2 separate regions of the Homo sapiens genome follow, and region 2 is linked to region 1. A link is a loop called in an ENCODE intact Hi-C map of the cell type or tissue named here. Cell type or tissue: PC-3. All regions are shown on one strand. Links, peaks and the distances in the headings refer to the core of each region. The heading gives the core; the rest is flanking DNA.

Region 1 (5,393 bases), core at 106-5,105:
GCCAAGTTAATGAATGAGGTCAAACAGTAATAAGGTGAAGCACAGAATCCTTTAAGTCGACATTTGCCGAGCAATTCAAACTTACGGTAATGAAGAATAAATATTAATATATGTCATGATTTACATGTCTATCAATTAGATCCCTAATTATATTGATTTGACATGGAAATGCTTTATTTTTATTGCGGGGGTACATTTGGAATGATAGAAAATAATTATCTGTGTTCCACACCCAAATCATGAAATTCTTTCCTGCATGGACAAGGGATAGAAAATAAAACCCTATTGCTATCTGCTATATTAAGAAGCTGCTCAATTAAACAGAAGTCAATTTTGTTATTCATTAAACTCAGATTGAGACATCAAATTTTCTTTCAGAAAGCAGTGGATCTCAATATGTTGCTCTGTGTTCTGTTAAATACCTTCCATCATGAATAATTAGTGTCAAATGTGCTCAGAAGCTCATGGCCAATATTCATCATCTTTGGTGCATGGGCCATAGTGACAATTGTTGAGATACCTGAACTTTTTCTTTTTGTAAATCTAAATGCCACCAGAGAAAAATATATTTGTTTTTCCAATACATTCTCTGCCTGATTTAACGTTTAAAATTTATCTTCCTAGGCCTCTACTTGGAGTTCATCCTGTTCCAAAATATTAAAATTCTCTTCCCTTATTCTTTCCATTTCTTCTTCTTCTTCTCCTTCCCCTTCCCCCTCCCCTTTCCCCCACCCCTCCTGCTCCTCCTCCTCCTCCTTCTTCTTCTTCTTTTTTCCTTTTATTGCACTCCAGCTCTGTTGCCCAGGCTGGAGTGCCATGGTGGGGTCTTGGCTCACCGCAGCCTTCGCTTCCTGGGTTCAAGCAATTCTCCTGTCTCAGCCTCCCGAGTAGCTGGGATTGCAGGTGTGTGCCACCATGCCTGGCTAATTTTTGTAGTTTTAGTAGAGACAGGGTTTCACCATGTTCACCAGGCTGGTTCGAGACCTCAAGTGGCCTCAAGAGGTCTGGCAGGCCACAGCCTCCCAAAGTGCTGAAATTATAGGCATGAGCCACTGCACCCAGCCTCCATTTCTTCTCCATTGTTAAAATTACACACTTTAAGGTACCACTCACTGCAGACCTACTGAGCCTCCAGTCTCTAAGAAGTTGTTTCTAGAAATACAATTTTTACCAAATTTTCCCATGATTTTAATGTGAAACCAAGTATAAGACCCTCCTTATTAAAGGAACATGAAGAACATGAGAGATGCTAATAGTCATCACCATCAATATTTTCACAGGGGCATAAAAAACAGCACTAGGGCTGTGATAAGGGTAATAAGGTGACAGGTGCACCAGGTGAGACAGGTGATGGGGTGATAAGGTGACAGGTGGGCCAACAATTGTTAGGAGGAGTTTTCTTCTCTTTTTACTTTGTACCTTTCCTTTAGCTAAGAACAGTGTCTAATCCTGGGCCATCAGATTTCTTACACACAGAAATGCCAACACATAAAAGTGACATATAAGTTGGAGATGCAAGAAAACAATGGACATTAAGATAATTGACAATAAAAATTTCCATTAAAATAATTGAAAATAGTGAACCAGATCTATCATATCTACAAAATTATTGTCTATAAATTCAATGTTGTATTTTGGTGTTCCTGATGGCCAGCAATGCAGGGGAGTGAAAATGAGATATGAGAGTTTAAGCATTAAAGGGCAGAAGGATACTGAGAAATCCCTCAGTGAAACAACGCAATTTAGGCCAGGAATTTTCCACTCTTTATCCTCACAGGCCCTTTTTGGTACCTTGTGTAATTATAGCAGACATATAGGGATGTCTCTGCAACATGGTGCCTGTCAGGTTCCTGCGTTTTTCTTTTTGCCTCTCAGATGATTTTTACTATCACAGGCCTGGGGAAAGTGATTTGCACATGAAGCATTTTAGCAGACCAATCAATTAGAATCAGCCTTTTTCTGTTTATGTCAACAGCCAAATGATCGTGAGAATACCCAGGCCATTTGTTACCTCCCAGGGATTTAGCATCCAGCACCTTGGGTTGTCTGAAGTTCTTTCCAGGGAGCTGCCTCCAGACCTTAGACACACCACGAGAAAATGTCTCCTTGGCTACTGACAATAATGAATCAACTGCATAAATATATCTGTCAAAATGATGGTGCATTTGTCTATCTGAATACTAGAGAAGGAAGGGTAGGAGAGAGTGAAAGAAAGGTGGAATTGAGTAGAGTCTGACACCTCACAAACTTAGCAATTTTGGTAAAGGATAAATTCACATCTACCCATACATTTCTTTGGACATCTGTGCAGAATCCTCAAATCCAATTTCTTTGGAAAAGACAGTCTCCAATATATTTTCTGAATCAAATGGATTTTTAGTTTGTTTGTTTGTTTGTTTGCTTTTAAAGTTAATTTATAATTTCCTTTGAAATGAAGACTGTAGACATGGCCATATCTAAGAGAATATGAATGAAAGATTTAAATAGGGGCATTCATGGTCAATCCACTTCCTTTGTTTATCCTATCCTGTAAATATTTTCAGTCTACTACCCATCTGTCACTCCATTCTCCTGATTCCAGCTCTTATCAGGATTGTGGCCTGTGGTTTAACTGACTGCCTTTGCCAGAGAGTTAAAACGAGTCTGTTCCTGATTCACAGCACCAGCTAGATCACTAGGGCCACTAATGATGAGTTTAGCAAAACTCCCTGCCAATAACATGAAACCATTCAATGGCTGAAAAATGCTTCCTGTCTGAATTAACCCCCCAAATATTTACAAGTACAGCCTACAAAAAAATTCAACAGCATGCAAACTTAATTACTCAACAGTGATGAAAAGTCCACTTATTCTTGAAGCCAGAGAAGGGAAGTTAGGTGAGTTAGAAAGGGATGACTTGGTGTTTTCTCACCTTCCTCCTGGACCAAATCAATGGCATAGACACTATGGATTGATTTGGAACACCATCTAGTGAAGGATATGAGGAAGCGCATGGACGTAGAAAATCCCACATCAACTCCTGGTTCGATTCATTTAACATTTCCTTTAGACTATTTTAAATGGTTCTGAAATGAATAAGGATGTAATTTTTTTAAGTTATGAAAAAAACAAAACAGAATGACCAGTGTGTACTCCAGCACTGACCAGATTCAGCTAATGAGTCCACTTGCCTCTTTTTCTCTTAGCACTTCCCCACTGACTACAGTAAGGATGTAAGAAACACCCCCATAGAGTTGATACAATCAAGTTTCCTTCTGCCGGAATGTCAGCATCTGGAATGGCACCAAAGGATTTGAGAAGAATGATGCCAGGACACCAGATTTTCAAACAAGCATCTATCAGCCATGGTATTTTTCAGTTAAACAATATATGTGTAAGAGGCTTTAGCTATCAAAAAATTTAAACATTTTCTGGAACTCAATAGCTTTTATCGTCAGAAAATCGGTACCAACAGCACCTATTTCACAGTGTGCTGCACACAAAAAACATTCAATAAATATAATATTGTTCAATAACTAGAGGTGGCAGCTAGAATTTTTAACCTGGGAAGAAAGCTGAATATAATTCAACCGTTACATTTTGAATTCTTCTATATAAAACTGTGTCCTCAATTTATTTATTTATTTATTGAACTTCTCAACTCCACATTTCAATGTCTTACCCCTTGGGATGTTGATCCATGTGCTGTTAGCACTGAATAAATATTATATGACTGCCTCTAAACTTCCCACAGAGGGAAAAAAAGACAAAGCAAAACAACAACACAATCCCTCACATTCAATGTTGTGGTTCTTTTACTATAATTATCAATTCCCGAATCAATCTTGCCTTCATGTACCCTAGTCTGACTTTCAGGAAACCTCACTGCACTGTTCCTGATTGGAATCTTGCTTTGTGTTTTCTAGCGGTTGCTCTGAAGTCACATGGTCAGCCTGCCATTTGGGGTATCATAGTTTCTGTGAGTAATTGATTCTATCCAGTCTTAAATGGAAATAAATGCTGTGTTTGTATTGCTCAGCATGTTAAATTTTCCTTTTAGGTGAAGCAGAAAAGGTTACATAAGGTCTGAAAGCCTCAATCATAGGCCACTAGGAACACAGTGACCTCCCATTACACTCTTGGTCTTCTCTCTAAAATCAGAAGAAAAGAAGACTGGCCAGAATGCTGGAGTGTCTCTCACTTTCTCTTTTCAACTCTTCTATTGTTTGAACAATGACTAATTAGCTGTCACTATCTTTAATCCAGCAATGTACTGACTAACTCATGCCTATTTTTAGCAACAGGTGAATCTTAGGACATTTCTTCAAGAAGCCAGCACTTTAGACTAATGGGACCTACTTTGATCTTAGAGAACAGAACAGTTTTCAAACATTCCAACTGTGCTTCCCTGATTTTGTGTGTCTGTGTTTGTGGTCCTTGAAATAATAGAGAAGGAAGGTTTTTACCTAGCAACACATTTTCAATCTGCTAGGCAACACCTGAGAAGCACCTGAAGGCAGGCAGAAGTCCTCTACTGAGTGGTTTCATTCGCCCCAGCTGAACAGCTGACACGAGCTCCCGAGGCACTCTACTGAGGATAATTAGACTTATACTCAGGGACCGGCAATAAAACATGAAAACAACTATGATATAAAATGAAATGGGCTATCTGTCATAACTGAAGAATAAACTGTGATGGAGATTTAAATCAGGGTATTCTACAGCCAATGATGAGGGCCAATGGAAAAGAGTGCTTTGGGCAGGAGGTTTTGTACTTTAGACAAAGGTCAGATTTTGCTGTCATTCAATCAGCTGTGTGTTGTGTAGGCAACTTATTATCATTCAGGTTACAGTACAAGAATTTACAAGTGACTCCTCCTCCTCTTTCTCCTTCTTCATCAAAGTAAATTAGAAAATACTGCAGATTATCCCCATATAATATTCCTCTCACTCTTGCTCTGAAATATTTTAATGAATGGGACAGAAGGCGCTAAAATTACAATCAGAAGAGCACATAACTGGAGATGCTGGTTTCTTACAAAAGTACTTATTTCTTTATGTTGTTGTTCTGGTGTGATTATTGATAGTATCCTTTTCAGTTTCAAAAATGTCCTGAGTTGGGCAATTCATCCTCTGGTCACCAGACACGCACCAACAGTCTATCTCATGAAAGCTGTAACAGCACACGGAGTGGCACAAGTGGGTATGATGCATCGTCCACATCCACTGACATCACCGATACTGTCGGCCTCCCTCTGCTTAGGCTTCCAAAACACCAGGTCTACCGAGATGCCCAAACAACATTGCAAAGGCAAGGTTATGAGAAATGCCACACTAGCTGTGGAAAGAGTACCAGTTGATGTTTCCAGTGTAATGAAATGATGCAAACGCCCACTGTATAAAAATTTCCGTCT
Region 2 (5,393 bases), core at 251-5,250, 240 kb before region 1:
ACTGACTAGACGTATTATCTTTTTTAAAAATTTTTTAAATTCTTTAATTTTTATTTCAATAGCTTTTGGGGTACAAACATTTTTTCACCTACATATAGAGGTGAATTCTGATATTTCATTGCACTTGACCACGAAGTAGAATACATCGTACCTAACGCAGTGTTTTTTATCCTTCTCCTCTCTCCCACTCTCCCCATTCTGAGTCTCTTAAGTTTATTATATCACTCTGTATGTCTTTGATTACTCATAGCTTAGCTTCTGCTTATAAGTGAGAACATACAGTTTTTGGTTTTCTGCTTCTGTGTTACTTCACATAGAATAATGGCCTCCAGCTCCATCTAAGTTGTGGCAAAAGACATTATTTTGTTCCTTTTAATGGCCAAGTAGTATTTCATGGTGTCTATCTATCTATATACATCTATATGATATCTATCATATATATATCTATCTATATACATATATATGGTATCTATCATATATGATATATCTATACATATATATGATATCTATCATATATGATATATCTATATACATATATATCATATATATCTATATACATATGTAATCTATCTATATACATATATATGATATACATATATATGAGATACATTTATACATATATATGTTATATATAATATCACATTTTCTTATCCACTCATTAGTCAATGGGCACTTAGGTTGGTTCCACATCTTTGTGATTGTGAATTGTCCTGCCATAAACATAAATTTGCAAGTGTCTTTTTCATAAAATGACTTCTTTCCCTTTGAGTGGATAGCCAGTAGTGGGATTGCTGAATCCAATGGTAGATCTACTTTTAACTCTTTAAGGAATCTCCATACTGTTTTCCAAATAGGGTATGCTAATACACATTCCCACCAGCAGTGTATAAATGTTTCCTTCTCCCCAAATTCACACCAACATCTATGTGTTTTGACTTTTTAATAATGGCTATTCTTACCAGTATAAGGTGGTATCTCATTGTGGTTTTAATTTGCATTTCCCTGATGATTAGTGATGTTGAGCATTTTTTCATTTGTTTATTGGCCATTTGTATATCTTTTTTTTAAGACAGAATCTTGCTCTGTCACCCAGGCTGGAGTGCAGTGGAGTGATCTCGGCTCACTGCGACCTCCGCCTCCTGGGTTCAAGCGATTCTCCTGCCTCAGCCTCCCGAGTAGTTGGGACTACAGGTGCATGCCACCATAGCAGGCTAATTTTTTGTATTTTTAGTAGAGATGGGGTTTCACCGTGTTAGCCAGGATGGCCTCTATCTCCTGATCTCATGACCCAACCGCCTCAGCCTCCCAAAGTGCTAGGATAACAGGTGTGAGCCACTGCACCTGGCTTTGTATATCTTCTTTTGAGAATTATCTATTCATGTCCTTTGCCCACTTTTTAATAGGATTATTTGGTATTTTTCTTGCTGATTTTTTTGAGTTCAGGCAGATATATTATCTTTAATTTAATTATTTATTATTGGATTTTGTAATGTTTTCCAATTTCATCATTAAAACCAATGCTGTAAGAAAAAAAGTTTTATTGCATTCCAGAAAATATAGAGCTGCTGCATTCTTTATAATAGCTCCCCAATTTTGCACTCTGTGCATTTTTTGTAACTTAAGAGTTAGTAATCTTCAAAAGAAGAATGACATACTGAAGACCCCTTGCCCCTGAGGTTTTCGCAGCAGGGAGGAATTACAGAAGTGGAACATAGATCTGTAGGCTAATATATTGTTCTTTGCATTCCTAATTTGTTAAGCAATCTTCTAGATCGCATTATATAATAGTAACCTTCTGCTATGACAAATAATACAACAATGTTCATACTGTTCGCTATTGTATGGATGTCATTTCTTACATAGAGAAGTATATTATTTCTAGAAATTGAGTCATCATGGGGTCAAACTGTATGTCATTTTTAACACAAAAAACAAGCTTCTGATTTTTCTCCATAAAAAGATCTAACCATTTACACTCCTATACAGCAATGTGAAAGAGGTGCGTAGAGTCAAACTATATAGTAAGAAAGATAAAAATTGTTACCTCGATGATTTTAATTTGAATTTATCTTATTACAAACAAAAATGCACATTTTATTATTATTTAAGAATCACTTGTATTTCATTCATCTCTAAACTATCAGTTTTTGTCTATTGGGTTTTCCTTTTTCTATTCATTCATAGAAATTTGGTTATGTGCTGCAAAAACACACACATTTACACAAACACGTATATTAAGTTTTTATTTGTGCTTTGAAAATAGTGTTTTGTGACCTGTAATGTTTTACATGTAGTTTAAGAGAATGCCATTCTTTTTTTGGGGGGTGGGGGACGGAGTTTCGCTCTTGTTGCCCAGGCTAGAGAGCAATGGCACGATCTCGGCTCACTGCAACCTCCACCTCCCAGGTTCAAGCTATTCTCCTGCCTCAGCCTCCCTAGTAGCTGGGATTATAGGAATGTGCCACCACACCCGGCTCATTTTTTTTGTATTTTTAGTAGAGACAGGGTTTCCCCATGTTGGTCAGTCTGGTCTCGAACTCCTGACCTCAGGTTATCTGCCCGCCTCGGCCTCCCAGAGTACTGGGATTACAAGCCTGAGCCACCACACCCGACCGAGAATGCCATTCTTATACACATTTATTGCATACAGTACATTACTGTGGTTAAATACATCCTTCCCTCCTATTTCCTTCCGCCCACCTCTTTCTTCATTCTTTCCACCAGCAAATATTGAAGAATGGCTAAATGACAAGCTTCCTCACTTCAAGTCTAGTCTCTTCTTTGCTATCTCAGATTGTGTAATACATCCTATTGCAACATTTCGGGAATGTGGAATGAGACAGCACCAAGAAAGATCCAGGCCGAGGTCTGCAAGAGCAGTATCTGAGAGCTTCAGCACAAATGCACTACAAAATAATAGGTAAAATCATTGGAAACCAAAGTCAAAGGAGGCAGTAATATGATTCATAAAGTAAAAATCTTCAAACATTTATTTCAATCTTTCTTCATTTACAAACAATTCTTCTCCCTCTCGTTCTCTGTCTCTCTCTGCCTCTGTGTGTGTCTCTCTCTCCCTCTCTCTCCTTCTTGCTCCTGCTCCCTCTCTCTGTCTCCTTCCCTCCTTGCATTGTTTCAAATCTGACTTGAAGAACAGGACATAATTAATTTTCAACTTTTAAATCTTCCTCTTCAACCTGAAGCAAAACTTCATAATGCACTTTTGAGTATATGAAGATTAAAATAACATCAAATGAAAATCAAGAAGGGGAGGCTATGAAGTCAAAAGTCATACTTGCCATGGACAAAGTGCATAGATAATTATATGCTGGGTGAATATGGGGAGTGAGAAATGATATATTTTTGAAATGTCTCGTCATTTTAAAAACAGTATTCTACATTTTTTAAAAAATCTGAGAAACCAGGTAAATTGGGAAGGCTACCTAAATATGTCACCCTAAATTATTTGCTGGTCACTTTTATTCATTCCAAGTTCGTAGATGTGTTTCTGATTAAAGCTGGTTTCCTCATACAGACACACACACACACAAATACGCACACACACACATATATATATATACATATATACACAAATACAGTTCATCTGTGGAAAAACTAAGACTGAAATGAAATATGTATCATGAAAGTAATACATATTTGGTGATGGCAGAGGTCAAAAAACTAGGATAACTCTGGAGTATGTTGTTATCGCTAAGAAACTTTTTTAAAAGGAGAAAGCCTACTTTTTTACTATGAGCAGTGGTCAGTAAAGGCTTTTGGTAAAGGGCCAGATAGTAAATATTTTCAGATTTAAAGACTCTGCCAAAAACAACCATAGATGAGATGTAAATAAATGGGTATGGCAGTGTTTCAATAAAACATTATTTCAAGAAACAGGTTGCAAGCTGGATTTAGCCTATGGGTCATAGTTTACTGGCCCCTGATGTAGAAAGTAAGTAATTTTTTTGGGTGGGGGGCACGGACAGGGTCTTGCTCTGAGATCAGGTGTAGTAACCAGATCTCAACTCACTGCAACCTCTGCTTTGGCCTAAAGCCATCCTCCCACCTCATTGTCTCAAATAGCTGGGACTACAAGCGCGTGCCACCATGCCCAGCTAATTTTTGTATTTTTGCACAGATAGAATTTTGTTATTGCACCCAGCAGCTAAATGATTATTTAAATGATGTTTGTTTGCAATATATATATCTACGCTGGATATTTTCTGTTTGACTCTCCACATGCACTTACCATCCTTCTCCATCCTGCTTTCTGTAGGGAAAGTTGGCTTATATGGACCCATCATTTCACAATCTAATTCCCTGGCTTCTGTTTAAGTTCAGCCAAGAGGAGACATTGTTAGAAACTCAGAAGGCCAAAGGAAAATGGGGACAAGATACAGTCTAGCTTCCTTCATGCTAGGTTAACACAGGTTGCGTATATCCCTCCATAAAAGGTCACAGCTCTAGTCTGACGATCTTCTCTACAGCTACAGCTGGGCTCTCAGGGTTCTGTTTACTGCTCCCACCCCTGGTCCCTTCAGGCTTATGGGTTGTGCTTAGAGCTTCCTAATGTACTAGCCCCTGAATATTCCTTGTTGATTTCCCTTAAATCAAAGTGATTCCTATTCCCACTTCACTAAATAGTTCCTTTTAGTAAATTGTTTTGAATTATTCTACTTGAATGTGCCATCTGTTTCCTGCCAGGAACTTTGACAGATCTAGTATATTTTTCCTTGAGCAATTTTAAATATTTTGTAATATCAATTTTATAATACCAAAATGCTATCTATCGTATGTATTTCAGAGAGGTCAGTGAATGTAAAAATGCACTACTTTATTCTGTCCGACACTAAAATAAGGCACCTAACCCTGGCCACCATGTTTTCTCTTCTGTATTTGCTCATGTTAACATTCTTCAAAGGCCACATATATTCAACAGCAGGACCTGAAAGCTTTTATTTACCCAAAACACTGATGAGCTCATGCTGTTTTCTACCTACCTTCATCCTGCCATATGAAACTCAAAAACAAAAGCAATGCTAAGACATTAAACAAGGGTAAAAGCAACTCAATGTTTGGGGTATTTTCCTAAAATAACTACTTTGGTAATTTGAAAATTTACAAACAATTTCAAAATAAAATAATTGCCCTTCTGATTAATTGATGTCTTAAGCGTGTACTTGATTTTTCTTATTGGAAAATTCAGAACTGCTGTGTGATATGAAGGCCAACTTCCTCGTCATGGAATTAAGGATTCATGATGACCTGCTTTATGCCTACCTTTCCAGACTAGGTTCCCAACATTCCACCCTCCATGTTTGCACTTTAAACCCTATAGTCATGCAGAGTTTGTAATGGGTATTAAATCTAAGTCTTTTTTGTTTGTTTTCTTTTTT

Evidence for each region. Hi-C counts contacts between places; a loop is a spot of excess contacts. Peaks named below come from ENCODE experiments on the same cell type or tissue, not always from the same donor. Only the 100,000 strongest peaks of a DNase experiment are listed, where the experiment ranks them.
Region 2: it touches region 1 in a loop (2.4-fold over the local background); 2 of 110 quality-filtered maps call a loop at or near these places.

The regions. Positions count from the first base shown.
Region 1 is chr3:30,745,229-30,750,621 of GRCh38, forward strand. All of the region lies in intron 14 of GADL1 (glutamate decarboxylase like 1), which reads right to left. Among named protein-coding and RNA genes, the nearest start is that of TGFBR2, 140 kb to the left of the region's middle. In PC-3, for the core only: a CTCF peak has its summit at 2,968; DNase peaks (open chromatin) are centred at 2,923 and 4,223; H3K4me3 peaks cover 336 bases; H3K27ac peaks cover 829 bases.
Region 2 is chr3:30,509,013-30,514,405 of GRCh38, forward strand. No RefSeq gene overlaps it. Among named protein-coding and RNA genes, the nearest start is that of LINC01985, 7.2 kb to the right of the region's middle. In PC-3, for the core only: no CTCF peak of the experiment used is centred there; DNase peaks (open chromatin) are centred at 1,809 and 2,749; H3K27ac peaks cover 1,941 bases.